Regions from separate parts of the Mus musculus genome. Here all the other regions are linked to region 5. Evidence: chromatin loops called from intact Hi-C (ENCODE). Cell type or tissue: left cerebral cortex. All regions are shown on one strand. Links, peaks and the distances in the headings refer to the core of each region. The heading gives the core; the rest is flanking DNA. Region 1 has its middle 16 kb from the start of Gm45631. Region 2 holds the start of Zfp418 (zinc finger protein 418). Region 3 overlaps Usp29 (ubiquitin specific peptidase 29). Region 4 has its middle 17 kb from the start of Zfp418. Region 5 holds the start of Zfp954 (zinc finger protein 954).

Region 1 (5,945 bases), core at 312-5,311, 160 kb after region 5:
AGTGAAAGATCTGTATGATAAAAACTTCAAATCTCTGAAGAAAGAAATTAAAGAAGATCTCAGAAGATGGAAAGATCTCCCATTCTCATGGATTGGCAGGATCAACATTGTAAAAATGGCTATTTTGCCAAAAGCAATCTACAGATTCAATGCAATCCCCATCAAAATTCCAACTCAATTCTTCAACGAATTAGAAGGAGCAATTTGCAAATTCATCTGGAATAACAAAAAACCTAGGATAGCAAAAACTCTTCTCAAGGATAAAAGAACTTCTGGTGGAATCACCATGCCTGACCTAAAGCTTTACTACAGAGCAATTGTGATAAAAACTGCATGGTACTGGTATAGAGACAGACAAGTAGACCAATGGAATAGAATTGAAGACCCAGAAATGAACCCACACACCTATGGTCACTTGATCTTCGACAAGGGAGTTAAAACCATCCAGTGGAAGAAAGACAGCATTTTCAACAATTGGTGCTGGCACAACTGGTTGTTATCGTGTAGAAGAATGCGAATCGATCCATACTTATCTCCTTGTACTAAGGTCAAATCTAAGTGGATCAAGGAACTCCACATAAAACCAGAGACACTGAAACTTATAGAGGAGAAAGTGGGAAAAAGCCTTGAAGATATGGGCACAGGGGAAAAATTCCTGAACAGAACAGCAATGGCTTGTACTGTAAGATTGAGAATTGACAAATGGGACCTCATGAAACTGCAAAGTTTCTGCAAGGCAAAAGACACAGTCAATAAGACAAAGAGACCACAAACAGATTGGGAAAGGATCTTTACCTATCCTAAATCAGATAGGGGACTAATATCCAACATATATAAAGAACTCAAGAAGGTGGACTTCAGAAAATCGAACAACCCCATTAAAAAATGGGGCTCAGAACTGAACAAAGAATTCTCACCTGAGGAATACCGAATGGCAGAGAAGCACCTGAAAAAATGTTCAACATCCTTAATCATCAGGGAAATGCAAATCAAAACAACCCTGAGATTCCACCTCACACCAGTCAGAATGGCTAAGATCAAAAATTCAGGTGACAGCAGATGCTGGCGAGGATGTGCAGAAAGAGGAACACTCCTCCATTGTTGGTGGGAGTGCAGGCTTGTACAACCACTCTGGAAATCAGTCTGGCGGTTCCTCAGGAAATTGGACATAGTACTACCGGAGGATCCAGCAATACCTCTCCTGGGCATATATCCAGAAGATGTTCCAACTGGTAAGAAGGACACATGCTCCACTATGTTCATAGCAGCCTTATTTATAATAGCCAGAAACTGGAAAGAACCCAGATGCCCCTCAACAGAGGAATGGATACAGAAAATGTGGTACATTTACACAATGGAGTACTACTCAGCTATTAAAAAGAATGAATTTATGAAATTCCTAGGCAAATGGATGGACCTGGAGGGCATCATCCTGAGTGAGGTAACCCAATCACAAAAGAACTCACACAATATGTACTCACTGATAAGTGGATATTAGCCCAAAACCTAGGATTCCCAAGATATAAGGTAGAAGAAGGAAGGAGAAGGGAGGGAGGCAGGGGGAGAACCAGGATAGGGGGACAGACTGACGCAGAGACCCGAGCTGCGCGGGCCATGGCAGAGGCCAGGCAGGCCGGGATGGAAGCAAACAGGGAAGCTTGGAGAGAGACAGACAGACAGACCCAGGGGCGACGAGGCACACAGGGAAGCCGGGACGGGGCCTCGCGGTCGGAAGCGGACTCGGGCTTGGTCCCCGGGGAGAAGGAACGAGGGAGAAGGAGGGAGAAGGAAGGAGAAGGAAGGAGAAGGAAGGAGAAGGGAGAACCGGGGGCTGCGGGACTCGTGGAAGCCGGGATGGGTCCCTCGATGGCGGACGCCGACGCCAGGCAGCCCCGGGTGGAAGGGAGGAGGAGGAGGAGGAGAGAGAGACTTAGAGTCAGACAGAGGGACAGAGAGAGAGACTTAGACACAGAGACAGAGAGACAGAGAGAGGCTCTGTCCCTGCACTCCTACAGGTACAACCTGGAGCAGCGGACGCGGACCTGAACCCCCGTCTGCCCGGGGACGCCGCCGCCACGGCCACACCGCTCGTCTGGAACCACGGCTGGCCTTCGGGTCCCAGATCCGTCCCCACGAGGCAGAGAACCGGGGGTGCACTTGCGCGTTTTTCGCCACCGGGTGGCCCCGGAGATCGGCGCTGGGCCCTAGACGCACTACAGCTCCCATGAGCGCCTGGGCCCGACTTCCTGTCCAAAATGGAGGCACTTCCTGTATCTCACAAAGTACAACCTCCCGGGGATTGACCGATGGAAAACGCGACCGCCTCGCGGGGTCGGATCCACCAGCCTGGCCGGCTTCCCCTCACCCTGGCCGGGATGAAGCAGGCACATCCGACCCCTTGGAGGAAGTTTTTTCCGGCGTGCTCTCTGTCGCCACCTGGTGGTGACAGAGAAGAATGCGGTCATCGTGACCGTTCGATTTTCCTTTTTTCAAATGACACTTGTTTTTGGTTTTTGATACTTTTTAAAAGAATCTACGTGCACATTCATTTTTCTTTTATTATCATTGATGGCTCACCACTCTTTGCATATGTGTGAACCCAGAATATGTCAACCTATATATACATTAAAGTGGTTTCAATTTTAAGATTGTAATCAATTTATAAAGGGTGGTTAAAGCTACTGTCACAACTTGACCACACTGTAGAAAGTCCAAATATAAGGTATTTTCTTAGTATAAGAAATGAAGTAAGACATTATAGTATATTCCCATTAATACTAGCACAAAGTAAGCAAATGCAAGAGGAGCATCATATGTTTGGGTTAGCCCGACTTACATAAGGAGCACCAGGCAAGTCTGAGATACAAAGTAAGACTGCATCAACAAACCAAAAACACTCTACTCTTAATTTTATGTTACTGGATATGTAAAATAAAACATAAACTTCTGACCAAATATACATACCATCCCCTCTTCCAAATTTCTATCATTTTCAACTTATACAGAGTGTCAGAGCGTCAGTATCTTAGGGTCTGTGTCTGTATGTCCTCTCTCTCTCTCTCTCTCTCTCTCTCTCTCCCTCTCTCTCTCTCTCTGTGTGTGTGTGTGTAAATGTATATGTGTGGTATATGTACTTGTTTGTGCACTTATATGTCAAGGTCAGAGGTCAACTTATGAGTCTGCGTGCATTGTTAACTACCTTTTTTATTTTTACACACCCTTTCATTGAGCCTAGAACTCATTGATTCAGCTAGACTGGACTAGAGCCAATGAGCTTCAAGCAACACTCTTATTTTCTGATCCATGTACCTCCTAGTGCAGGTGTTGCAGATATGCAATACCACACACAGCTTTTATGACAGTGTTGGAGATACCAACTCACAATTGCACAGCAAGCACTTTACCTACTGCATCAGGGACACAGTTCCCAGAGTTGTTCTTATAGGGTTATCCGAACTCTACAAACCAAGGGAGCATTGTTTACAGAGACTAGGATGTAAATAGGGCTCCTTTGATACTGTACCCTATGAACATTCACAGCAACTTAACCTTTCACTCTTTTATTAGACATTTAATAACAGTCTAGCATTTCGTGTTCTCTTAGCAAAGTGAATTTTTCTACAGACAGGATGTGAAATTTTCTTTGAAAAAAATCCATCACCAGGTAAGCAGAAAAATATTTGTTCACTCCATCTCCATCACACTGAAAAAGGAGGCAGGAGAGAGTGCTCGGAAAGGAAGCCACAGCAGCCTCTCCTCAGAATTATGGAGCCTGTGTAAAGTGACAATGCACACAAAGGAAGAAAGCATGTTGCCATTTAACTGCAGCATAATGAAGTCAGGTCATGCTGTACTACCCAGTAGTTAATATGAAGAAAGCTGCATGTGTTCAAGGGTAGCCATGTTGGCTCCATATAGTGAACATATTAGGCTATTTCTGACCACACTGGGCTTTAAGCAGTCTAGGAAATATGGTAACTTTCTGGAGTTAGTTTCCTCATCTGTCACATTAAGAGGGTGAGTAAATATTGTTCCCTCCCCTTTGTGTCACAGGAACATCTACAAGAGGGAGGAAAGCAGACAGAACGCCCTATGAAAGCATGTTAAATAACAACTGGAGAGTGGATGCTTGAATATGGATAAAGCCAGGAACAACTGTGACTATAACTCAAGCTGCTTGGGACTCCTTGATTTTGGCTGTGTGTGTGTGTGTGTGTGTGTGTGTGCATGCGAGCAATCCTCCTGTTTCAGGTTCCTGTGGGTTAGGATTACCAAACATATACCAGCACACTTAGCAAAATCTATGTTTACAATGACTTACAATTCAGTAAAATTGAACTGAAGCTGTTTCATGGAACAAAAATGGTGCTCAGCCCAATCTGCCAAGCTGAGTTTCTGTCTCGGCATCAATCAGCCTGTACTGCTATAACAAAATGCCACAGATGTGGTGGTTGAATTAAAGTGTAAGAGCAAGGAATCAGCAAGGCAAGTTTCTGTAAGGTTTATCTCCTAGGATGAAAGACAGATGGGCACTACTATGATCCTGCTGTGTCTTTAGATGGCCTCCTCTCTGTATAGATACTTTTTGGGTTCTTCCAATTTTTTAAGGACATTAGTCCTGCTGAGATAAGGATCTACCCAAATAACTCCATTTAACTTTATGGCTCATGCCATAAAGGTGCATGTCCTACCCTCAACCGCCATAACTTTAGGGTTGGGGCTTCACCATAGGAATTTAATGGGAACCAATTCAGTCTTTACCAGGATTCCAACTGTCTGTGTTGGGCAGCAATGATAAAGCAATTTTCTCTGAATGCTTCACTTTCCACATCACGTGAAATTCTAAAGCTTGTACAATGTGTAGACCTGAATTAAGTGAACTTAGTGTTTTCTCCATATATTGGTCCAATGTTCAAACAACCTGAAGGAAACAAATATTGTCAGTGTTCTTGAAATGAAATGCTAGCTTCTGTCAGGAAGCCATCCGAAGACTTTGGTCCTGGAAAGAGGGAGGAACATTACTGGGTAAAGATGTGTATTTCACCCTCATCTCCCAGTTCGTATCAGACCACCAAGTGAATGGGATACAGAGAATGTCCTCAGAGTTCAAAACTAGGGGCTTTCATCAAAGTGTCAAAGAGCAGGGCAGTGCGTTTCCCTTGGGAGCTTATTCAATGGCAAATAAGTCCTTGAGAGAGGAGCTCCCTGGGAAAAAGGCAGTCTCCACAGCACACTCCCCATTCTTGCTCTTAACCTGCCAGTCTAAGCACAGCTTTGATCCTCAACCCCACATTAGAGGATCATCTTGCAAATGAAAAGAAGCCTGACACATTTCAGTCCAGTCACACTTTGAATAATTTCATTGAGTTCTGAGCACCTCCAAGGTACACTGTAGGAGAAAGACACAGTGCTTTCACTTCCCCCTTGGTAACTTTGGCCCAGAGTAAACTTATCCCCTTTTCTTCCTCCATGGACTCTGCTAGATTAAAAGGGAAGTATGTGGTTTTGCTGTCCTTTGGCTATGCTTCTCCTGCCATGCATTGTTTTTTAAGCTATTTCACACACACACACACACACACACACACACACACACACACACGGGATTTGAGGTCTTGTGGATTATAGAAGGCCAGGCTGTGACTAATACTCTCCTTCCATTACAGAGCAACTCTGAGGGGAGCCACCTGGACCAAAGAAGGGGACCACATGAAGTAATCTTTCACACTTAGAATTTACAGTTCAGGAGAACCCAGCTTCACTTACAAATGTTCCATCCAAAACCTACTAACAACCCTAAAATTAGGATCTACTACTTAATAGTTCCATGCTGCGAATGAGACAATGAACCAAGGCTTAAAATCTCCTCTATTACCTGGATATTTTCACACTGATGTGTCTATTTAGTGCTATTTCAGAGGGAGTAAATTAGTTACAGAAACAAATAC
Region 2 (5,945 bases), core at 266-5,265, 50 kb after region 5:
GTCGGGAGGAATTTCTTTTCTGGTCTAGTCTATTTGGAGTTCTGTAGGCTTCTCATATGTTCATGGGCATCTCTTTCTTTAGGTTTGGGAAGTTTTCTTCTATAATTTTGTTGAAGATATTTGCTGGTCCTTTAAGTTGAAAATCTTCATTCTTATCTACTCCTATTATCTGTAGGTTTGGTCTTCTCATTATGTCCTGGATTTCCTGGATGTTTTTAGTTAGGATTTTTTGCATTTTTTATTTTCTTTGATTGTTGTGCCGATGTTCTCTATGGAATCTTCTGTACCTGAGATTCTCCATTCCATCTCTTGTATTCTGTTGCTGATGCTTGCATCTATGGTTCCAAATTTCTTTCCTAGGTTTTCTATCTCCAGCGTTGCCTCACTTTGTGTTTTCTTTATTGTGTCTACTTCCCTTTTTAGGTCTTGGATGGTTTTATTCAATTCCATCACCTGTTTGGTCGTGTTTTCTTGCAATACTTTAAAGGATTTTTGTGCTACCTCTTTAAGGTCTTCTACCTGTTTAGCAGTGTTCTCCTGTATTTTTTTAAGTGAGTTATTAAAGACCTTCTTGATGTCTTCTACCATCATCATGAGATATGCCTTTAAATCTGGGTCTAGGTTTTCTGGTGTGTTGGGGTGTCCTGGACTGGGTCAGGTGGAAGTGCTGCGTTCTGATGATGGTGAGTGGTCTTGGTCCTGTTAGTAAGATTCTTGTGTTTGCCTTTTGCCATCTGGTAAACTCTGGAGTCAGTTATTATAGTTGTCTCTCGTTAGAGATCGTTCCCCTCGTGATTCTGTTATTCCCTACCAGGAGACCAGGGAGACTAGCTCCCTCCTGAGTTTCAGTGGTCAGAACACTCTCTGCTGTCAGGCTCTCCTCTTTCAGGGAAGGTGCACAGACATCTGGTGTTCAGACTTGCCTCCTGGCAGAAGGTGAAGCCCTGAAATGGGACCTGTCCCAGAAGCTGTTATCTTCTGTAGTCCACACTCTCACCTGTGCAGACTAGTCTCAGTGGAGTCTGGGAACCAAAACCTTTACTTTCTCTTTAAAAGGTGATTTAGTGAATACATAACCTGTGCAAGATATCAGATCTCCATTACCACCCCCCTACATACACACACATCCACACCCATACATCATCCAATGAAACTTTTCTTTGATGAGGCTCTTGAAGTCAACTTAGAAAAAGCACTCCCTTGGAAGTGCTTTTCTGAAGTCCCTTGTCTGGAGTTGAGCTGCTCCCTTCTCAAGTTCTGTGATGAAGAGGGTGTCAAGTCCCAGAGAAACAAGGGGCTATAAGAATACTATTGTCTGCTTGGCCTCTAGTCTCAGCCAGTACCTTTTGCTCCTGTAGGCACTTCTCACTCTGCACCCTACGCTAACCCAGGGACCTCCCTTAAGTTCCCTCAATTTCTCTTTCCTCAGCCACAGGATCTCTTGGCTTACTCTTGCCTCTCTTGATCAGCTTGCTCCTACCCCCTACCCCTTCTCTGTCTCTGTCTCTGTCTCTGTCTCTGTCTCTGTCTCTTCTCTTCACTTCTTCCCTTGAATTCTCTCTCTCTCTTGGTCTGTCTGAATCTTTCTAGATGCCTCAGTCTATACTCTCCCTTACATCTACAATAAAAATTTCCTCTTCCACCATACCCTGGAGCTATTGTGTCTTAATTTTCATTCAGAGGGAAAAGCAAAACAGCCTGAATGTTAAATTGTGTGTCCTTCAGAACAGGTATAAAGTGAACATTTCTAACAAAATTTACTACTGTTTCTCCTAGGATATAAAAATCTCTGTAATGTGCCCAGAGTGATGGCCCATGCCTTTAATTCCAGCACTCCAGAGACAGGAGGATCCCTATGAGTTAGGGAACAGCGTAGTTTACATAGTGAGTTCCAGGCCAGCCAGGCTTATGAAGTGATGCCTTGTCTTAAAACAAAGAAACAAATAATACATTAATAAGTTATTGTATTGAAAAAGAACAATTCAGCCATAGGAAGCTCATGCCTGGGGAGAAAGCTCAGTCAGGAACTCCGTCATTGCCTCACCTTGCCCTCCCCACCCTGTTAGCTTCTGCTAGTGCTGTGAATACCTGATTGGATGATGTTGTCCCTTTATGGTGCTCCTTGTTCTTTCCTGAAGTTACCTGATAGGACATTGTTCTGCGGGGGATCTCCCCCATTAGGACTCACAGATGGCTGCCTTGTTTGGTTTTTGCTGGATATTTTCTCCCAACTAGATGTTTTGGTATTTCTTTCTTCATATTTATTCTTCAATTTGGCTTACTCTATATTTAACTCACTCATTCTAAATGCAGAGTGGCTTACAAAACCTCTCAAGAGAGGCTCGAAAAGTTTTTCCTGTCTGCTGTTTTAACTTTCAAAATTTGGGCTAAATTATCTCTATTTAAAACATGCTACAGTGTGTCGAATATCTTTCCATAAGTAGCAACATATTTCTTCACTAAGCATGGTCAGAGATGTGTCAGCATTGCATCTGGAGTGTTTTCCTTTATAAATACATATAGGTTCCCCCAAATAAAATCCCAAATAAAATCCCCACTCTTCCTTTACTGCAGAAATATTCTGAAACAAATTAAGATCATTGTGAGGATGGATTATGGGCTGCTGTTGGTTCAAGCCTGAGCAGTAGGAACTACATTACCCACAATGCCAAGAGCAGAGTAGCAAACTGCTGAGCCAAAGAGGGCAGTTTCTGCCTGGGAAGGTCGACAGACATTGGGCGGTACTTCCTGCATTTTGTCCTGTCTTTGGTTTAACTGTCCATGGGTTGGTATTTGGAGGATTCTGAGCTTTAAAATCAGCAAGTTAGACTAAAGGTACGAGAGCGAACAGGCACTGGGTGTCGGCCAAGCAGACCATCATCAGCCGCGGCGGCCGTGCACCGGCCCCTGCGTACTCTACAGAGCCGGATGGCGGCGCTGAAGCACCTGGCTCAGGTAAGTGCCACATACTAGGCGCTCCCTCTCCCTAGATACTTTGAGTCCTAGAGCCCCTTGAGGACTCCCGCTCAGCTCACATCCTTATGAAAAACTTAATCCCTGTGTCCAGAACAGTGCCAAGCTCGTGGATGGGATCCGCATTTCTCGTAACTAGTCTGATGAGGCATGGAAGAGTGGGACCAAGAGAAGAGTGATTGACTGATTTGTGTGGGCAGTATCACGTTTGGCCACTTTAACCGGGAGCATTCCAGCCTAAAAAAACGGCAAGGTGAGGTGCATTAACTATGCCCTCACTACGGAGGAGCCAGCGGGACTGAATGGAAGATAAATGTAGCTAGAGGTTATTCAAAATATTCCAAAAGCTGCACAGAGTTAGAGCGGGCTGGAAGAGAATAATATGGAGCCCTCAGGAGAATAAAGCTTTGTGCAACATCCCGCAGCTGCTATGACTCAGCACTATGCATAGTTTAGAGATAATTTAGATATAAAAGGTTATGAAGATTCAGGACTGGACAGGGGTCCAGGTCCATGAAAACTTACCATGGTCTTTGATTCTTACAACTTTCTTCCCACAGGTTCCCAGATCTACAGAAAAGGGTATGGTCTGTATACAGGTGAGTGTGGGGTGTTCTAGTAAGTTCACCAGTGTGGCCACACTTCTTGCCTCACGTTGGTAGTGGAATTCATTTTTGTGGGGGTTCTTAAGAATGGAATGTAACATTTAGCATGGAGGCATATCCCTGGAGTCTGAACACTAGAGAGGACCAAGGCACGTTCAAAGCCAGCCTGGGATACATGGTGAGACCCTAAGAAAGAATGAGTGATTGATAAGATAGCTCAGTTGGTAAAGGCACTTGCTACCAAGCCTGAGTACTTAAGTCAGTCCCCAGAACCTACATGATAAAGGGAGAGAACTGATTCCTGAAAATTGTGCCCTGCTTTTCTACTTGTACACTCACATACATATGCATACTGGGAGAAAATAAATAAATAAATAAATAAATAAATAAATAAATAAATAAATACAAAAAGAGGGAGACTGAGATTTCAAAACCCAGTAGTATAGTGGGAATGTCAGCCGCTGGCTAGTCACACAGATCTACAACTCTGGGGAAAATTAAGCATGGAGACATCCTGATTGCTGAAGGCTGCTGTTTATCCTTGAATACGGGTGGATTAGGAAACAGAATCAGCTTTATTTTATTATTTTAATACTTTTAAAATGTTATCCCCCTTCCCAGTTTCCCCTCCACAAACCCCCTATCCTATCCCCCTCCTCTCTGCTTCTGTGAGGGAGCTCTCCCACCTCACTGCCTTAGCATTCACCTGCTCTGGGACATCAAGCCTCCATAGAACCAAGGATGCCATTGATGCCAAATAAGGCCATCCTCTGCTACATATCCAGCTGGAGTCATGGGTCCCTCCATATGTACTCTTTGATTGGTGGTTTAGTCCCTGGGAGCTCTAGGGTGTTAGGGAGTGTCCTGAAGGCTTTTTCTTAACTCCTTTGATCAGGTGATACTCCTTCCTGCCTCAGCCTCCTAAGTGCTTATACAATGAGAGTCTGCCATCATGGCCAAAAGGAAGCTGGTCTTGTTAGTAATACCATAAGCATAACACCATACACACACACACACACACACACACACACACACACACACACATCGCACCAACATTTAGGAAGGATTCTTGAAGTGTCTGAAAAGTGAAGAGTTTCATTCTAGGAATTGAGAGCGCAAAGTGTTCATCTGGGAGAATCAGTGTATCTGCAGAGGAGGCCCCTGTAGCTAGACTTTTTGGTAGAGCTTTGTTAGAGGAAACCTGTGACTGTTGAAGTGGCATTAAATGCCACATGTATGATGGTGGCTAACACTGGAGCAAGGAACAGAGTCAGCCAGCAAGGCATTAAGAGAGGATGGCAGCTGCCTCTGACACTAGGAAGCCTCAAAATTTGGGTAGTGATGGATCTTGCCTCCATATATGAAGCTTTCTCTAGATACCTCCTGCTAAGTAATGCAGGAGCCCAAGGAGATGCCTGTGGTATATGCTGTGGAGTTTGAGGTGGCTGTGGGAATGAGCTGTTATAAGAGAGGTGTGGACTAAGTGAAACACATAGAGATGGAAAATGTTAGCAGGCCCTGCGACTTGGATAACAGACACTTTCTTGGTTTTATGGAGGAACCCTAGGAAAATTGCAGAACAAAGTTGATTGATAAGCTTTCCAAAGTCTTTAAGTACATGGAGAGGGACATTTGAGTAGTGTTATCTTTAAATGTGTTTGGAATTGTCTTGGGTTCAGGGTGTCCCACCCAGACACACCCAGACACACCCAGACACACACACACACACACACACACACACACACACACACACACAGAGACACTTTCTTTGGTTAACAGGCATTTTGTACCCCTCCTACCATTGCAGTAGGACTCCGTGACTTGATTTGTGAGCAAAGAATCAGCTGTAATAGGGCCCTTGCTTTAGTGCTTTAGTGCATGAATGACTGTGGACTGGCTGGGATAAGAGTGGGTACCACAGCTTCTGCTCTTGGTAGTATAACAGGTACAGAAAGACCTACCACATGCAAAGGGAAATGGCTATATTTCAAAAAAAAATAAAAAATTACCACCTGTTGCTTAAAGCAAAAAGTCATTTAAAAAACAAACAAACAAACAAACAAAAAAACCAACAAAAAAACCCCCAAAAAGCCTCACTGTGGTTTTTATGTTCCATCTTCTCATTCCATGGCCTCAAAAGAAGTCTTGATGGCCCTTTATTGTCAGGTCCAAAATGCATAGCTACTCCTCATCCTTCTGTGGGTGCAGAGGGAGGATGTAGTGATCTGGGAATAGAGTAACAGGTGTTAGCCTTCGTGTGTTAAGCTTTTTATCATTTCAAGAGGAGAGTTAGTAAAGGATGGACGTGTGGGTGCATAAACTGGGAATCCGAAAGGAAGTTGATCATTGAGTGACTTGTCTTCATCA
Region 3 (5,945 bases), core at 336-5,335, 180 kb before region 5:
AAACTGTCAAGGGGGCCCCTTTTGCATGGTGGTGGCTGCTGAACTCCCCATGATGGCAGTGGCTCGGCTCAGAGGCTAGACACACGCACTGCTCTCCCGAAGTCATTCCTCTGTGTACTTCTGTCTTCTGATCTCTTGGGTCGCCAGCATGCTGGATGTGGGCCTAATCCTAATTCTGACAACACAGGATTTGGGCAGCTGGGGGAGTGCAGACAGTTTGAAGGGGCTCTGGCCAGTGTGGTGAGTGCAGCTCTGGCAAGCCTTGCCCTTCTCCTCCATTCCCTCTGCCTTGCTAAAACCCCTTAGACTACATTCCTAAAGCTAGCCTCCAAGGTCTAGTCCCTTATTTGGCCACTTGCTCCTCCCTAGTCTGACTACCAAGGTCCAGCTATCAAAGTATTAAAGTCCAGCAGTCAAAAGCCCCCTTTGGCTCACCTAATAAACATGCCCAATTAAAATTAAACACCTCATCCTAGCACAGGGTTTCCCCTTTACCTTTATAAACTGTCATGCTCCTCGGTGCCACGTCTGTTTCCTTCAGAGGCAGTCCTTTGTTCCATTGTCCTTTGGGACAAATATCCCTATAACCTCTCCCTTCTTCCCCATCCTCTGCCTCCTGTGTCTCTCTTACTTCCCTGCTCCTTTGTGCTTAGAACTTGGTCTTGGGGGTCCCGAGATGATGCTTTTCCTTTCAGTAGCCATCCATCTCTCAATGGTCTGGTTACACAGTGCCTCTTGGGAGATGTCTTAACCTGACCCCAAACTCAGCCTGAGACATCTCCCCTAACACCTGCTGACTTGGCCCAGCTCCCTCCTCAGCCCCAGAAGTAGCACCAGATTCTCATTTTAAATACATTCCAGGGTCTACAGACAGATGTGCTGAGAGGAGGATTTGAGGAGAAATATCCTTTGTTAATGTCGTCCGCTCACCATGGGAGAGACTGGGATAGGGATCCAACAATGACCTGTAGACGTGAGTTTCTTCATTTGGAAGGCTGTAGCTGTCTGGTATGGTGGCACATGCCTTTAATCTCCACACTCAGGACCAGGTGGATTTCTGTACATTTGAGGCCATCTTGATCTAAGTAATAGCGACTTCCAGGGCTACACATGAGACCCCCCGCCCCCCACCACCACCTGGCCTCAAGTACCAGGCACACATACATATATGCACGCAAATACTCATACACATAAAATTAAAATAAAATAAAGAAAGTTTTGTTTTGTTTTTAAGAATCAACTAATCAAGGTTCATAGGGGCTACAGAGACTGACGTGGCAGTCAAACAACCTCTATGGGTCTGCACTGGGCCCTCTACATATATGTTATGGTCGTGTAGCTTGGTGTTCTTGCGGAACGCTTGAAGATGGGAGTCAGGGGTGACTCTGACTCTTTTGCCTGCTCTTGGGACCCTTTTCCTCCCACTGGCTTGCGTAGTCCAGCTTCATTCAGCCCTGATAGGAGGCTTTGTGCGTAGTTTAATTGCAACTTGGTATGCCATGTTCCCTCAGTTTTGCTTTTGTTGTTTGTTTTTGAAGGTAAACAGGAAGAGTGGATCTGGGAGGAGAAACTGTGGCCAGGATATAATGTCTGAGAGAAGAATAAAAGAAAAAAAGAAAGGAAATTAAAAAGAAAAAAAGAAGAAGAGGTATCCAAGCTTAGAGGGGGGAGGGCTAAGGAGGTTAATTCAGGGACTAAATAGAGTCTAAAGCAGTAGTCAGGAAGATAATCGCATTGTCCCACCCTTCCTTGAGGCTGCTACGGATTTGGAGTTTAGCAGATTAGTGGTGGGTAGGAAGGGTATAAGGCAGTGGCTGCCTCTGGGATACAGGAAGTTCTGTTGCCTGCAAAGCAGTGAACTGTCAATGGATGTTTGTATGTTTCTCCTCTCCCACTTCCCCAGAACCTCCCCCTCCCACCCCATCTCTCTAAGCAGAGATAGTTCAGTAACTTACTGGCTGGGCATGGTGACATACACCTTTCATCCCAGCACTCCTGAGACAGGAGCAAGAGGATCTGTGAGTTCCAGGCCAGCCTGGTCTACATAGTGAGTACCAGGATAGCTAAGACTACATTGAGAAACCTTGCTTCAGAGAGAGAGAGAGAGAGAGAGAGAGAGAGAGAGAGAGAGAGAGAGAGAGAGAGAGAGAGAGAGAGATTAAAACAGAACTTACAGACCTTGTGGAGGACCCAGGCTCAATTCCAAGTACCCATAGAGTTCCAGGGGATTCTATGCCCTCCTCTAGCCTCCCTCCAAGGGAGGACACTGCACCAAAGTGATTCATAGAACAAGCAGGCACAGCACCTATACACATAAAATAAAAATAAATAAATCTTTAAAAACATAAAAGGGGATTTCTGAGACAATAGATTTAATCAGATAAGCCTGTCAAAATACGTTTCCATTTTAAGTCAGAAAGGCTGGAAGAAAAAAAATGGAAGAAAAAAAAATACAAGAATCAGAATACAGCGTGAACAACCCAAGTATACTTACCTTTAACTTGAACTTTTACAATTCTGCAATGTATCTACATACATATACACGTGGAGATTCAATTAAGAGAAGTAAGAAAGACCACTACATAGTGAGTGGAGCTAAGGCCACGCAGATATGTGCTTTTTCTGAGTCACTGATGTCTCCAAATGCCTCCAAATACCTGCATTCCTGAAGGCTTGGTCTTAACTGAGCCTGTGAATTTCTGTAGCAATTGCTACTTGCTGCCACCAGATGGCGGTAGACACCGAACCAAAAAAAAGGCACCCCCCCCCCAGCATGGCGCGCGCGCGCGCGCGCGTGTGTGTACACGTATGTACATACATGTGATGTATGTTTCTCTTTTATGGCTTGTTTCATTTTGAGGCAGGGTCTTATGTGGCACAGGCTAACCCTGAATTTACTGCGTCTTAGCCTGAGGTGATCTTGAAGTCCTGATCCTCCACTTGCAAAGTAATAGGCATGCTTCATGGTGTCCAGTTTTATGCGCTGCTAGGTAGCGAGTGCAGGGCTCCCTGCAAGTTAAGCAACTGGGATATATCCCCAGATCTATCATTTTGCTTACTGGCTGACAAGTCAAAAAATGAATCTAGAGCTGGACAATGGGGTGCCGCACGCCTTTAACAGAGGCAGGCAGATCTCTGAGTTCCAGGCAAGCCTGGTCTACACAGGGAGTTCCAGGATAGTCAGGGCTACACAGAGAAACCCTGTTTTGAAAAACCAAACCAAACCAAATAAAAGAACAACAACAAAGAATCTAGGAGGCAAGAGAGATGTGTCAGTGGTTAAGAGCAACATGTTGCTCATATAGATGGTTCCAGGTTCAGTTTCCAGTACCCACGCAGCAGCTCACAACCATCCATACTTCCATCCCAGCGGTTAAATACCCTCTTCCCATGGTGCACATACCTCCATGCAGGCAAAACACTCACACACATAAAATAAATCAATCTAAGAAAATTCAGTGAATATATATTGTAGCGATACTTGTTAGAATTGCTACATTAAGCCGGGTGTGGTGGCACACACCTTTAATCCCAGTACTCGGGAGGCAGAGGCGGGTGGATTTCTGAGTTCCAGGCCAGCCTGGTCTACAAAGTGAGTTCCAGGACAGCCAGGGCTATACAGAGATATACAGAGAAACCCTGTCTCGAAAAACCAAAAAAAAAAAAAAAAAAAAATTAAGCTGTTTTCATAGGCATCGCCCCATATACCTATTTGTGTGTGAAAAGACTTAAAATATGCTTTCTTAGAGGCTTTCTCATGCACTTTTATCTTTTATTTTTACCTGAATACCAACCTCTGCTGCCGTTTTGTTTTGGTGGTGGTTGCTGCTGCTCTTGTTTGAGACAGGGTCTGACTATCACGTAGGCTTAGCTGACTTGGACTACGGTGTGCACTAGACTGGCCTTAACCTCCCTCCCAGAGATCATCTTGCCTCTGCCTCCCGAGTGCTGGGACTAAAGGCTGTGTGGCGTGGTTGTTTCTGTGGTGCTGGGAATGCCTCCCAGGACCGTGTGCGCGCTGAGCAGGTGCTCTACCCATGAGCTACATTTTTACCCGCATTTCTTGACTTTGTGTAAAAGAACGTTTTAGATAGGCAAACACTGAGTAAGGATGTTTCAGTCAGGGATGGAAAGCTTTCAGCTCCGTTATTAACTTTTTTTTCTTAATTTATTATGTATTTTCCTCAATTACATTTCCAATGCTATCCCAAAAGTCCCCCATACCCTCCCCCCCTCCCCACCCACTCCCATTTTTTTGGCCCTGGCGTTCCCCTGTACTGGGGCATATAAAGTTTGCAAGTCCAATGGGCCTCTCTTTCCAGTGATGGCCGACTAGGCCATCTTTTGATACATATGCAGCTAGAGACAAGAGCTCCGGGGTACTGGTTAGTTCATAATGTTGTTCCACCTATAGGGTTGCAGACCCCTTTAGCTCCTTGGGTACTTTCTCTAGCTCCTCCATTGGGAGCCCTGTGATCCATCCAATAGCTGACTGTGAGCATCCACTTCTGTGTTTGCTAGGCCCCGGCATAGTCTCTCAAGAGACAGCTATATCTGGGTCCTTTCAGCGAAATCTTGCTAGTGTATGCAATGGTGTCAGCGTTTGGAAGCTGATTATGGGGTGGATCCCTAGATATGGCAGTCTCTAGATGGTCCATCCTTTTGTCACAGCTCCAAACTTTGTCTCTGTAACTCCTTCCATGGGTGTTTTGTTCCCAATTCTAAGAAGGGGCACAGTGTCCACACTTTTTGGTCTTCATTCTTCTAGAGTTTCATGCACTTGGCAAATTGTATCTTATATCTTGGGTATCCTAAGTTTTGGGCTAATATCCACTTATCAGTGAGTACATATTGTGTGAGTTCCTTTGTGATTGTGTTACCTCCCTCAGGATGATGCCCTCCAGGTCCATCCATTTGCCTAGGAATTTCATAAATTCATTCTTTTTAATAGTTGAGTAGTACTCCATTGTGTAAATGTACCACATTTTCTGTATCCGTTCCTCTGTTGAGGGGCATCTGGGTTCTTTCCAGCTTCTGGCTATTATAAAGAAGGCTGCTATGAACACAGTGGAGCATGTGTCCTTCATACCGGTTGGGGCATCTTCTGGATATATGCCCAGAAGAGGTATTGCTGGATCCTCCGGTAGTACTATGTCCAATTTTCTAAGGAACCGCCAGACTGATTTCCAGAGTGGTTGTACAAGCTTGCAATCCCACCAAAAATGGAGGAGTGTTCCTCTTTCTCCACATCCACGCCAGCATCTGCTGTCACCTGAATTTTTGATCTTAGCCATTCTGACTGGTGTGAGGTGGAATCTCAGGGTTGTTTTGATTTGCATTTCCCTGATAATTAAGGATGTTGAACATTTTTTCAGGTGCTTCTCTGCCATTCGGTATTCCTCAGGTGAGAATTCTTTGTTCAATTCTGAGCCCCATTTTTTAATGGGGTTATTTGATTTTCTGGAGTCCAACCTCTTCAGTTCTTTATATATATTGGATATTAGTCCCCTATCTGGTTTAGGATAGGTAAAGATCCTTTCCCAATCTGTTGGTGGTCTTTTTGTCTTATTGACAGTATCTTTTGCCTTGCAGAAGCTTTGCAGTTTCATGAGGTCCCATTTGTCAATTCTCGATCTTACAGCGCAAGCCATTGCTGTTCTATTCAGGAATTTTTCCCCTGTGCCCATATCTTCGAGGCTTTTCCCCACTCTCTCCTCTATAAGTTTCAGTGTCTCTGGTTTTATGTGAAGTTCCTTGATCCACTTAGATTTGACCTTAGTACAAGGAGATAGGAATGGATCGATTAGCATTCTTCTACATGATAACAACCAGTTGTGCCAGCAGCATTTGTTGAAAATGCTGTCTTTCTTCCACTGGATGGTTTTAGCTCCCTTGTCGAAGATCAAGTGGCCATAGATGTGTGGGTTCATTTCTGGGTCTTCAAT
Region 4 (5,945 bases), core at 326-5,325, 67 kb after region 5:
CTTTTGAAGTAGGTATGTTTAGTCTGTGCCACTGTTATTTTGGATTTACAACCCCCCCCTTTTTGGTTTTACTTTGCTCAGTTTAGAGTTTAACCTTTGCTCACATAAGAAAGGGGCCTCTGAACAGTATTGAAACTGTTAAGACATAAATAAGACTGTTGAAGTTGGGGGAAATGAATTTTTTTTTTTTTTTTTTTTTTTTTTTTTTTTTTGCATCATAAGAGAGCTGTGAGCCTCTGGGAGCCAGGAATGGGATTTTATGGTTTGAATCTGAATTGCCTCTCACGTTTTAAAAACCTTGCTACATTGGCAAGCAGTGGAATCTTTGGAGTTGTGGCAAAAGTGAGCAGGAGTTGGTGATTAAAAGCAGGTGTTGAAAGTTATACCAACCCCTAGTTCAGCAATTCTCAACCCCTTTGGAACCGTATGTGACCCCTTTGGTAGTCACATAATTTATAATACAGTTCAGAATAGTAGCAAAATTATTGTTATGAAGTCGCAACAAAATAGTTTTATGGTTGCAGGTCACCACAACATGAGGTACATATTAAAGGGTGACAGCACTAGGAAGGTTGAGAACCAAGCCCCCAGTTGTTGCTGCCAGTCTGCTTAATACCATGTTGTGAGCAGCCTTCCCCATGTGTTCCTGTTTGTTGCCTTGAGCTAAGCTGCACCCTACCACACCCCCATATCCTCCATTTTGACAGACTGAAAGCCTTTGAAACTGAACCAATGTAAATCATTCCTTTGGTTATGCAAAATTAACACACTGATGTATAGCAGATGTGCATTTGTGTGTACAATTTTTTATGGTATAAGCATTGAACAGGTTATAAAACCTTAAAACCATCATGATATCAATAATGTTTCAATCCAGAATTTTTCTGCTCTTGTATTATGTTTTCCGTGGGGTTTTAGGTATTTGGTGATTTGCTTACTTTCAAAATGGTTTAATTTGTAGCTCTTATAATTTTATTTGAACAGAATCTGAAAGTGTTTGCCTGTTTTTTTTTCTTCCAAATATTTTACAAATTTCTTTTTTTTTTTAAATTAGGTATTCATTTACATTTCAAATGCTATCCTGAAAGTCTCCTATATCCTTCCCCTCGCCATGCTCCCCTACCCACCCACTCCTACTTCTTGGTCCTGGTGTTTCCCCTGTACTGGGGCATATAAAGTTTGCAAGACCAAGGGGCCTCTCTTCCCAAAGATGGCCGACTAGGCCATCTTCTGCTACCATTGCAGCTGGAGACACGAGCTCCGGGGTTACTGGTTAGTTCATATTGTTTCACCTATAGGGTTGCAGACCCCTTCAGCTCCTTAGGTACTTTCTCTAGCTCCTCCATTGGGGCCCTGTGTTCCATCCAATAGCTGACTGTGAGCATCCACTTATGTGTTTGCGAGGCCCAGCATAGTCTCACAAGAGACAGCTATATCAGGGTCCTTTCAGCAAAATCTTGCTGGTGTATGCAATAGTGTCTGGGTTTGGTGGCTGATTATGGGACGGATCCCCGGGTGGGGCAGTCTCTGGATGGTCCATCCTTTCGTCTCAGCTCCGAACTTTGTGTCTGTAAGTCCTTCCATGGGTGTTTTGTTCCCAATTCTAAGAAGAGGCGAAGTGTCCACACTGTTTTCTAATTATTTCCATATTGGATAATTGGCTCATTACTGTTACCTATATGAACACATAATTTTTATTGTTATCCAGAATTCTGTGGACAAGTCAGTGGTCATGTGTTAATGGCCAAGTGGCTAATTGCTAATTGAAGACTATTAATAAAGCTACAAAGAACATAAGTATTCCGATCTTTTTTTGGAGAATGTATTTTACTTATACTAGTGATTTCAGTTAAGGTAACTTATATTTAAAAACTTCAAGATGGGTTTAAATTAATTGAGTCCATTGTGGTTCACAGCATCAGGAAAAATATGGAACATTGTGTGAGCTTGGTCCAAGAAGAAAACATTTCCTAGCAGAGAAAGACCAGTATTTGATGAAGAGTATGTGAGTAGCTGCTCTCTCCTGCTAGAACCTCCAAACCAGCACTTGAGAAAATCTTAAGAGGCTGAAGAGATGTCTCAGCAGTTAAGAGGTCAACCAGTGTACCCAAGTTCAGTCCCTAGCACTTCTGTTAGACTGCTAATGCCTGACCTTTACCCCCGCTCTGGGGGATCTGACACCCTCTTCTGGCCTGCGTGGGTACACATAGAGATAAAAATAAATATTTAAAAAAGAACGAACGAAAGATAAAGATCGCAAACATCGTCTTAGGGGTAATGCACAGCCATATTAATCGCATTCTGAACAGCTACAGATGGCTCCAAATCCAGCTTCTCCCTCCAGACACCCAGTCCTCACCCAGCTCTACTTTACCAGTTCATAGATATGAAGAGATCCCAAGAGACTCCAAAACATCAGATTGTTGTTGTTTGGTTTGGTTGGTCTTACTGATGCCATATGACTCAAACAGTTCTAAGTCTTTTTTTTTTTTTTTTTCTTTCTACTCTGTATTTTCTGCTGCAGTTCCCTAAGCCCAAGAGTCTGAAAGGGTGGGGTCCACCCTGGGATCTGGAATCTAAGGCTTATTTGAGATAACGCCAGGGGTCCTTCTTATCACACAGGACCGGAACTCGATCCTAGACGTTGTTTATCCCAATCCTGCGCTTTTCCGTGAGTGGATTATTATTCTTATACTTTTAGCAGTTTCCAGAATCCTGATTGGTATGCATAAAATTGCCACTGAGACCGACTGAGAAGGTGGAGGAGCTAAGGAAACTACATTACCCACAATTCATAGAGTGGCAAACGGCTGGACCAATGGTCTCTCGGAAAGATCTTTTCTGTGTTAGGGCCGCAAGCTATGGGCGAGATTTCCTAGATTTTTCTAACTCTGCCCAGTGGTCCTTGTAGCTGCGCTGGGTTTGTTGTTGTTGTTGTTGTTGTTGTTGTTGTTGTTTTCTCCCTATCGGAGATACAAGAGTGTGGCGTGGTGACTAAGATGGGCAGAGAGGACAGGTGAGGAGCTCTGTCGCCACCAACCGGCCGCGGTGAGGGATGCTCCAGCATTTGCAGAGTACTTGGGCTGCTGCCTCAGTGGCAAAACCTGTTGCGTTCTCCTGAGTGAGAGACGAGTATAATAACTCAAGTGATTCCAATTTTTTAGGTTTTTATCATAACTATTTTTAAGTTGATTGTAGAATTCGATTTGGTGTGTGTGTGTGTGTGTGTGTGTGTGTGTGTGTGTGTGTGTGTGTGTGCAGGTGTCTCTGGGGGTGAGATGGCAGCGGCAGATTCACCTTTAACAGGAGCTACAGAGCATTGTAAGCCTTAGATCCCAGATCCCAGGGTGGACCCCACCCTTTCAGACTCTTGGGCTTAGGGAACGCATGTGCTCCTAACTGCCAGGTCATCCTTAGTCCCCTTTTCTTATTTCTTTTAGCCTATAGTAATTAAACAAACGAGTTTCATGTAATGTTTTCATAATGCATATCACATACTTTGTTCATTTTCATTCCACTATCATCATCATCATCTTCTCCTTCTCCTTCTCCTTCTCCTTCTTCTTCCTTCTTCTTCTTCTCCTTCTTCTTCTCCTTCTTCTTCCTTCTTCTTCTTCTTCTTCTTCTTCTTCTTCTTCTTCTTCTTCTTCTTCTTCTTCTTCTTCCTTCTTCTTCTTCTTCTTCTTCTTCTTCTTCTTCTTCTTCTTCTCCTTCTCCTTCTCCTTCTCCTTCTTCTTCCTTCTTCTTCTTCTCCTTCTTCTTCTCCTTCTTCTTCCTTCTTCTTCTTCTTCTTCTTCTTCTTCTTCTTCTTCTTCTTCTTCTTCTTTTGTATTTATTTTGCAATAGCATACCACTCTAACTAGCATGGAACTCACTATGTAGACCAGGCTGGACTTCAGCTAACAGAGATCCAGCTGCTTTTTGCCTCTGAGTGCTGAAAATAAAGGTTTGCACCACCACACCAGGCGCTTCTCTTTGTAAGATCATAGTTCTGTCAGATGGGAGCAGGACTCTTCTGTCCTCATTTAAACTTAATTATCTCCAAACAGAGACTGCCATTGAGTATGGTCATACTGAAGAATAGAATGTTGACGTGAACTTTGAGACGCATAGTTTAGTCCAGGCAGTCCATAGATACTTGCTTTCCAGCTGAAATTTGCTTACTTCGGGTTTTTTTTTTTTTTAGCTTTTTTTTATTAGTTATTTTCTTTATTTACATTTCAAATGCTATCCTGAAATTTCCCTATATCCTACCCCCACCCTGTTCCCCTACCCTCTCACTCCCACTTCTTGGCCCTGGTGTTCCCCCGGACTAGGTCATATAAAGTTTACAAGACCAAGGGGCCTCTCTTCCCTGTGATGGCCGACCAGGCCATCTTCTGCTACACATGCAGCTAGAGACACGAGCTACAGGGGTACTGGTTAGTTCATATTGTTGTTCCTCCTATAGGGTTACAGACCCTTTCCGCTCCTTGGGTACTTTCTCTAGCTCCTCCATTGGGGGCCCTGTGTTCCATCCTATAGATGACTATGTGCATCCACTTCTGTATTTGCCAGGCACTGGCATAGCCTCACAAGAGACAGCTATACCAGGGTCCTTTTAGCAAAATCTTGCTGGCATATGCAATAGTGTCTGGGTTTAGTGGCTGATTATGGGATGGATCCCCGGGTGGGGTAGTTTCTGGATGGTCCATCCTTTTGTCTCAGCTCCAAACTTTGTCTCTGTAACTCCTTCCATGTGTATTTTGTTCCCTTTTCTAAGGAAAAATGAAGTATCCACACTTTGGTCTTCCTTCTTGATTTTTTTTTTTTTTTGTGTTTTGCAAATTGTATCTTGGGTATTCTAAGTTTCTGGGCTAATATCCACTTATCAGTGAGTGCATATCACATGAGTTCTTTTGAGATTTGGTTACCTCACTGAGGATGATATCCTCCAGAGTCATCCATTTTTCTGAGAATTTCATAAATTCATTGTTTTTAATAGCTGAGTAGTACTCCATTGTGTAAATGTACCACATTTTCTGTATCCATTCCTCTGTTGAGGGACATCTGAGTTCTTTCCAACTTCTGGCTATTATAAATAAGGCTGCTATGAACATAGTGGAGCATGTGTCCTTATTACCAGTTGGAACATCTTCTGGATATATGCCCAGGAGAGGTATTGCTGGATCCACCGGTAGTACTATGTCCAATTTTCTGAGGAATCGCCAGACTGATTTCTAGAGTGGTTGTACAAGGTTGCAATCCCACCAGCAATGGAAGAGTGTTCCTCTTTCTCCACATTCTCACCAGCATCTGCTGTCTCCTGAATTTTTGATGTTAACCATTCTGACTGGTGTGAGGTGGAATCTCAGGGTTGTTTTGATTTGCATTTCCCTGATGATTAAGGATGTTGAACATTTTTTCAGGTGCTTCTCAGTCATTCGGTATTCCTCAGTTGAGAATTCTTTGTATAGCTCTCAACCCCATTTTAAATATGGTTATTTGAATTTCTGGAGTCCAGCTCTTTGTATATATTGGATATTAGTCCTCTATCTGATTTAGGATTGGTAAAAATCCTTTCCCAATCTGTTGGTGGCCTTTTTATCTTATTGACAGTGTCTTTTGCCTTACAGAAGCTTTGTAATTTTATGAGATCCCATTTGTAAATTCTTGATCTTACAGCACAAGCCATTGCTGTTCTCTTTAGGGATTTTTCCCCCCTGTGCCCATATCTTCGAGACTTTCCCCTACTTTCTCCTCTATACATTTCTGTGTCTCCTGTTTTATGTGGCGTTCTTTGATCCAGTTAGACTTGATCTTTGTACAAGGAGATAAGAAAGGATCAATTCACATTGTTCTACATGAAAACCGCCAGTTGTGCCAGCACCAATTGATGAAAATGCCATCATTTTTCCACTGGATGGTTTTAGCTCCCTTGTCAAAGATCAAATGACCATAGGCTT
Region 5 (5,945 bases), core at 251-5,250:
TATGAGCCAATGTGGGACATCTCCGTTGAAACCACCACAGCTGGAATCAATCCAAGCTAGAAGGCTGCCAAGGAAAGTCCCTCCTTTCTATCAGGCTATCAGGGAATTCATCTGGGCTCCTCCCAATCATCTGTCTCACACAGACCACATTTGGGTCACTGTTGTCCACTCTGTCCCTGGCACAAAGGCCAGGAAGCCATCTGTACATGACCGCAGGGCACACACATCAGTCTTCACACTGAGCCTCCATTTTCATCTCAGTATGCAGACTTAGCCCTCAGCTGCTGTGCTACCACAATTCCTACCTTCCACTAAAACCAGCTGATCTCATGCATGCCTGAGCATTTCTAATCATCCCCAACCCATCTCACTTCCAGGCCTGGTCTAATGTCATCACTGGAGCTTTAAGACCTTTGAATCTTCAGCCAATGGTTACCATAAAGGGAAACCTAGCCATGTAATCCCTGCTGTGGACGTGGGGACCTTTCATTCTGAGCATGTGCCAGGGAAATCCAATGGAAGGTGTCTTAGTCAGGGTTTTACTGCTGTGAAAAGACACCATGACTAAGGCAACCCTTATAAAGGACAACATTTGAGGCTGGCTTACAGGTTCAGAGGTTCAGTCCATTATCACAGGGCAGGAGCATGGCAACATCCAGGCAGGCATGGTGCAGGAGGAGCTGAGAGTTCTACATCGTCATCTGAAGGATGCTAACAGAATACTGGCTTCCAGGAAGCTAGGGTGAGGGTCTTAAGCCCATGCCCACAGTGACACACCTATTCCAACAAGGCCACACCTCCTATTAGTGCCACTCTCTGGGCCAAGCATAAACAAACTATCACAAAAGGACAGAGACAATTCCAGCACAGAGTCCCAGGACACCACCGTCCCTGAGGTCCCTTATGTGTTAAGTCAGGAGTGTGATTCCTGGGCACCCTCCACTTACCTCTTCCTGGTTGGCAGGTTTCACTGAATACTGGGAAACCTGTAGAAAAACAAGGTTGGGAATAATAAGCAAGAGTGTTGGTATCCCAAAATTTCACCCAAGTCCCCTCTCATACATGCAGTCGGGTACCCACTGGGCTCCATCCCTTAATGGTGTCTCTTACTGGGTGACCTTGGACAAAGAATCAATCTCTTCAGTTTGTTACCTGAGGATAAGCATGGCAGCCTGTCTCAGTTACTGCTTTGTTGTTGTGAAGAGGTACCATGGCCAAGGCAACTCTTACAAAAGCATTTAAGTAGGGCTTGCTTATAGTTTCATGGGGGTTAGTCCATTATCATTATCATGGTGGGAAGCAGACTGGTGTGGTACTGGCACAGTAGCTGATGTGAGCTTTGCGTCCTAATATAGATGCAGCAGGAAAGAGGGGTGGGGTTCGGGCAGAGAGAGACACTAGCCTTGGCAAACTCTCCCAGCTACACACTTCCTTTAACAAGGCCACACCTCTTAGTTTTTCTCAAACAGTGCCACTCCCTGGTGACTAAGCATTCAAATACATCAGCCTATGGAAATCATTCTCATTAATACCGCCACACAATCCTAGCTCAAAAGGAAAGTGATTGCACCAAACTGAGTCCTATGCGTGAAGTACTCAGTACAGCTGTTTCCTATGCACCTCACTAATGCTTGTGTCGAGAATTTCACAAACACACAATTGTTTTAGAATGTATAGGTTTATCTATATACAATTGGGAGGCAGGTGGTGGTGGCTTTCATCTTTAATCCTATACAGAAAAAGCCTGTCTCAAAAAACCAAAAAAGATGTCAGGCAGTGGTGGCACGCTCCTTTAATGCCAGAACTAGGGAGGCAGAGACAGGTAGATCTTTGAGTTCAGGGCTAGGCTGATTTACAGAGAGAGTTCCAGGACAGTCAGGGCTACACAGAGAAACCCTGTCTCTATAAAAAGCCAAGGGGAAAATGAAAAAAAAAAGTTATTGGGTAAGCATGGTGTGCATCCCTTTAACTGCAACACTTGGAAGGCAAAGGAAGGCAGATCTCGGAGACTGAGGCAAGCACTGGCTACATAGGCCAGCCAGACCTGAGTTCCAGGGGGAAAAGTAGTTAACACAGCAGACTTTAGTTAAATGCTGAATGTTTTCACATAAGTAAGTAAGTAAGTAAGTAAATGAATGAATGAATAATAAAAGGGAAAGAAAGTACTACTTTAAAGTCAAACAAGCAGGAAGTGGGAGGTCCTGCCTTTAATCCAATCACTCTAAAGGATTGCAAGTTTGATTCTAGCCTCGTTTACATAGCCTCGTTTACATATGTCTCAAAAAAATTCAGATATTTGAAGACTAATCTCTCCCTCTATGGTCTACAACCCTAACTGCTGCATTAGTCCACAGCATTTACCTAAGGATTCATAGATCTCTGTCTCCATCCACATAACTTCATCCTTGCTCAATATTCCCCCGGAGATGCTTGGGAAAGTTTGAATAGATCAAGTTTCACCTCTGTTCAAATCTTCCATGGCTACCAGTCTCTCTATAAACAAAAGTCAGGTCCTTAGGGGTACTGGGCCCTTTTTCCCTCATCTAAAACGCCAGTAGAGGTCACCCCAGGGCTCTGTCTCCGAGCTCAGGCCCGCCCACAAGCCTTGGGAGGTACAGTCCAACAGGCACTGTGAGTCAGAGGGGATGGCTCTAGCGATCTAGCACACAGATGTCAAAAAACATTATTTCGTTCATCCGTACCCTACAGTCGGGGACATGAACGTCTGCCCTGTTGGCTCCTGACCCAGATCTCAGTGCTCTAGAACTCAGGTAGGTGGGCGATCACTAGGCACTCACCTGGGGCAGGGCTCCACCCGCAGCCTCCACAATCACCATCGGGCTCCAGAGGATGGTGGGGCCCTGGGAAGTCGCCATCCGCACTCGAAGCCTGGATCAGATCACACGAGCTGTCGCAAACCTCAGATCCGTCTCTGTGACGGGGGACAAACGCTTTTAACGTGCCGGCTTTCCTGCCATGGCCAAAGCAGATGACACCAGTTTTCTGTGAGCCATACTGACGGGTCCAGGAAGTTACAAAGAACCTCCAGCACGCAAAGCCAAAAGTCCCGCCCAACGGTTCTCGCCGTCGCTGAAATGCCCATTTTCATTGGCTGAGTTTCATGCAATGTTTTCTGGGCAATGTAGTTCATGCAGGAGCAAATTTCTGCGATCCGGACACAACTGCCCTGCTTGACAAGACCAAGTTTCAGTGGATTTCTTGGCACTGGCGTGGAGACTATTTTCTCCACACCGTTTTCTACCTTAGGTGAGTTAGATGTGGATTAGAAATAGTAGAGGCTGAGTCACAAGGTCAGGCTTGCTGGAACTCTTAAATTACAGAACTGCAGGCAGAGGCAGGTAGATTTCTGTGTTTTCGAAGCTGTCATAGTGTGTTCCAGGCCAGACAGGGCTACATAGTGAAACCTTGTTTTATTTGATGTCTAGAAATACAGGAGACGGGCAAAGTTGAATTTTGCATTTGAGACATTTGCCTTGTGTGAAATGATACTCGCCAGGTTCGTGGGCTAATAAATACAGAAATGGTGACCATGGAAGAGGGGAAAAGGACATGTTTGGATTGGATTCAAAGATTCCTTCACCACAGGACTCTAGATTCAGACACTTCTCACACCACTATGGAGTCGTCAGGATTAATGCTTCTATTGTGCTAAGAGAAAATTAAAGGAACATTTAGGAACATTTAGGAAGCTTTGCTGTACTCCCCCCCCCCCCCAAGACTGCTCTGGAAAATGCGAACACGGGCGTATCTGTAATCATGACAGTGTCCGCAGAAGTCCTGTTAATTTCATGCATATCGCTTCTCCACTTTCCCCTTCTGCAACTGTCCCGGTTTCCCATGGTCCACATTGTCTGAACTACAATACCCAGAAGAGATGGCTCATACACCTTTAATTCCAGCACTTGAGAGGCAGAGACAAATGGATCTTGGAGTTCAAGGCTAACTTTCTCTACAGAGCAATTTCCAGTAATACACAAGAAACCCTTTTACTAAAAGAAAAACAAGGTTGGAAGGTAGGAGCGGAGATAGGTTTTGTCTTCTGACATCTGGACAAGTCTGAAATCTGCTGCCTTAGTGTGACTGATTCTAAGCCTTAAGTAGGAATGCCTCTATTCATGAGCCTCTCAGGTCAGCTGGGTCAGCTGGGCTGCAAACTCTTGATGCAGATGAGATGGTACATGGTCCCCGGTCTACTGATGTTACAGAACCCTGGGGTCTGGATAATGAGCCCAGGCACAGGGCTGATGTCCCTGATAGCAATCCAGTCCTAGAAGGTTGTTTTTATTGTTTTTATTTTTACTCTCCTGAAGATTGTATTTCCTTTCTGTGCCAGTACTACTCCTGTAAACATGTGAACATTACTAAGATACTCCAGACTTTCTGCAAGCAATGTGGCAAGCACCAGCTCCACAAAGTGGTACAGTATAAGATGGACAAGGATTCTTTGTCCAAGGAAAGTGGCCTCACAACAGAACAGAGTGACAATAGTCAGATGTAGCCTGCTCTTTGCCTAAAGGCTGAAATAGCATCTAGTGCTTTTAACTGCTGAGCAATCACTCCAGCCCTTCTTGGATTTTGTTTTTTTTCTTTTGTTACCCTTTGATTCAAGCCAGGACAACGAGTGACAAAACAAGTTTCAATGACTAAATTGAAGTCCCCTATGTTACATATATTAAATATCCTGCCACATTGATGTGAAAGGTAACTGATACAGCTTTCATAGCTATCAGCCCTTCTTTAGAACTGTTTGTATCCCAAGGGTCCTTTTTCCTTTCTTCTCTCTCTCTCTCTCTCTCTTCCTTCCTTCCGTCCCCTCTTCCTTCCTTCCTTCCTTCCTTCCTTCCTTCCTTCCTTCCTTCCTTCCTTCCGTCCTCCCTCCCTCTCTCCCTCCTTCCCTCCCTCCCTCCATCCCTCCTTCCCTCTCTCCCTTCCTTTCTTTTCCTTCCTTCCTTCCTTCCTTCCTTCCTTCCTTCCTTCCTTCCTTCCTTCCTTCCTTCCTTCTTGAAATCGGGTATCTTTATATGTCCTTGGCTGCCTGTGAACTATATGAAAATCTGCAGGCTGGCCTTGAACCTACAGCGCCACATTGTCCCTCCATACATGGTATTTTCATTTACATTGGAATTTAAGAATTTTTAGATTTTCCTCCTGATGTTTTTCTTTGCATACTTTGTAGATTTTAGTTTTACTTGACTGTTACATGAGTAGATACAAGTAATAATTTTGATTGTTTTGTATTTTTGAAGATACCTTTTATGGTGGGAGTAGTGGTGTACATCTTTAATCCCAGGGCTTGGGAGGCAGAGGTAGGTGGAACTTTGTGATTTCCAGGCCAGCCAGGTCTGTTGCAGAGAACCCTGTCTTAAACAAAGCAAAGCAAAGCAAAGCAAAGCAAAGCAAAACAAAACAAAACGACATCAATTATATTCTACAATGTGATTTATGTCAGAAAAGCTTCATGGTCCTCTGAGAATAAGTCTTCAATAGTAGTTGCTTTAAATAAATATTATTATTTTAAAATTGTAATATGTATAGGTGTCTTGTATATTTATGTATATATATATCTATCTATATTTATCTATCTATCTATCTATCTATCTATCTATCTATCTATCTATCTATCTATCTATGCACCACCCCTATCTGTCCAGCCCATTTATCCATTTATAATAGTCTGGAAATCTCTTGCAATTTAATTCTTCACTTGATTTTTTTTTTTAAATCTAGGTGACTGCTCTCTTCTGATGACAATGAGTTATTGAAGTCACTCTATTTGTTTATTTGTTCATGTCTATCTATGTTTATCTTAGAAAATAAAGGACTCTAATTGATATCTAAATCTCTATCTATCTATCTATCTATCAAATTCTTAACACATTGTTCCTCTTATTAATATGTTGTAGCATGTTTTATCTTATCCAATT

What was found. Peaks named below come from ENCODE experiments on the same cell type or tissue, not always from the same donor. Only the 100,000 strongest peaks of a DNase experiment are listed, where the experiment ranks them.
Region 1: it touches region 5 in a loop (4-fold over the local background); 11 of 42 quality-filtered maps call a loop at or near these places.
Region 2: a loop joins it to region 5, with 5 times the contacts of the local background. A loop is called at or near these places in 22 of 42 quality-filtered maps.
Region 3: it touches region 5 in a loop (3-fold over the local background); 2 of 42 quality-filtered maps call a loop at or near these places.
Region 4: a loop joins it to region 5, with 2.5 times the contacts of the local background. A loop is called at or near these places in 25 of 42 quality-filtered maps.

Annotation. Positions count from the first base shown.
Region 1 is chr7:7,276,075-7,282,019 of GRCm38, forward strand. It overlaps a transcript of Vmn2r29 not described here. Among named protein-coding and RNA genes, the nearest start is that of Gm45631, 16 kb to the right of the region's middle. In left cerebral cortex, for the core only: a CTCF peak has its summit at 2,410 (motif pointing left); a DNase peak (open chromatin) is centred at 2,240; H3K4me3 peaks cover 941 bases; H3K27ac peaks cover 643 bases.
Region 2 is chr7:7,168,604-7,174,548 of GRCm38, forward strand. Zfp418 (zinc finger protein 418) reads left to right here and starts at 2,750. Exons shown (of 4, transcript NM_146179.2): 1 at 2,750-2,955; 2 at 3,534-3,572. The coding sequence starts at 2,929. In left cerebral cortex, for the core only: a CTCF peak has its summit at 2,903; a DNase peak (open chromatin) is centred at 2,735; H3K4me3 peaks cover 1,108 bases; H3K27ac peaks cover 716 bases.
Region 3 is chr7:6,938,214-6,944,158 of GRCm38, forward strand. All of the region lies in intron 5 of Usp29 (ubiquitin specific peptidase 29), which reads left to right. Among named protein-coding and RNA genes, the nearest start is that of Zim3, 35 kb to the right of the region's middle. In left cerebral cortex, for the core only: a CTCF peak has its summit at 2,709 (motif pointing right); DNase peaks (open chromatin) are centred at 2,789 and 2,965.
Region 4 is chr7:7,185,452-7,191,396 of GRCm38, forward strand. No RefSeq gene overlaps it. Among named protein-coding and RNA genes, the nearest start is that of Zfp418, 17 kb to the left of the region's middle. In left cerebral cortex, for the core only: CTCF peaks have their summits at 2,181 (motif pointing left) and 3,043; DNase peaks (open chromatin) are centred at 2,186, 2,802 and 3,018; H3K4me3 peaks cover 839 bases; H3K27ac peaks cover 256 bases.
Region 5 is chr7:7,118,425-7,124,369 of GRCm38, forward strand. It overlaps Zfp954 (zinc finger protein 954), which reads right to left and starts at 3,052. Exons shown (of 5, transcript NM_172738.3): 1 at 2,799-3,052; 2 at 948-986. The coding sequence starts at 2,876. In left cerebral cortex, for the core only: a CTCF peak has its summit at 2,551 (motif pointing right); DNase peaks (open chromatin) are centred at 2,634 and 3,086; H3K4me3 peaks cover 1,483 bases; H3K27ac peaks cover 831 bases.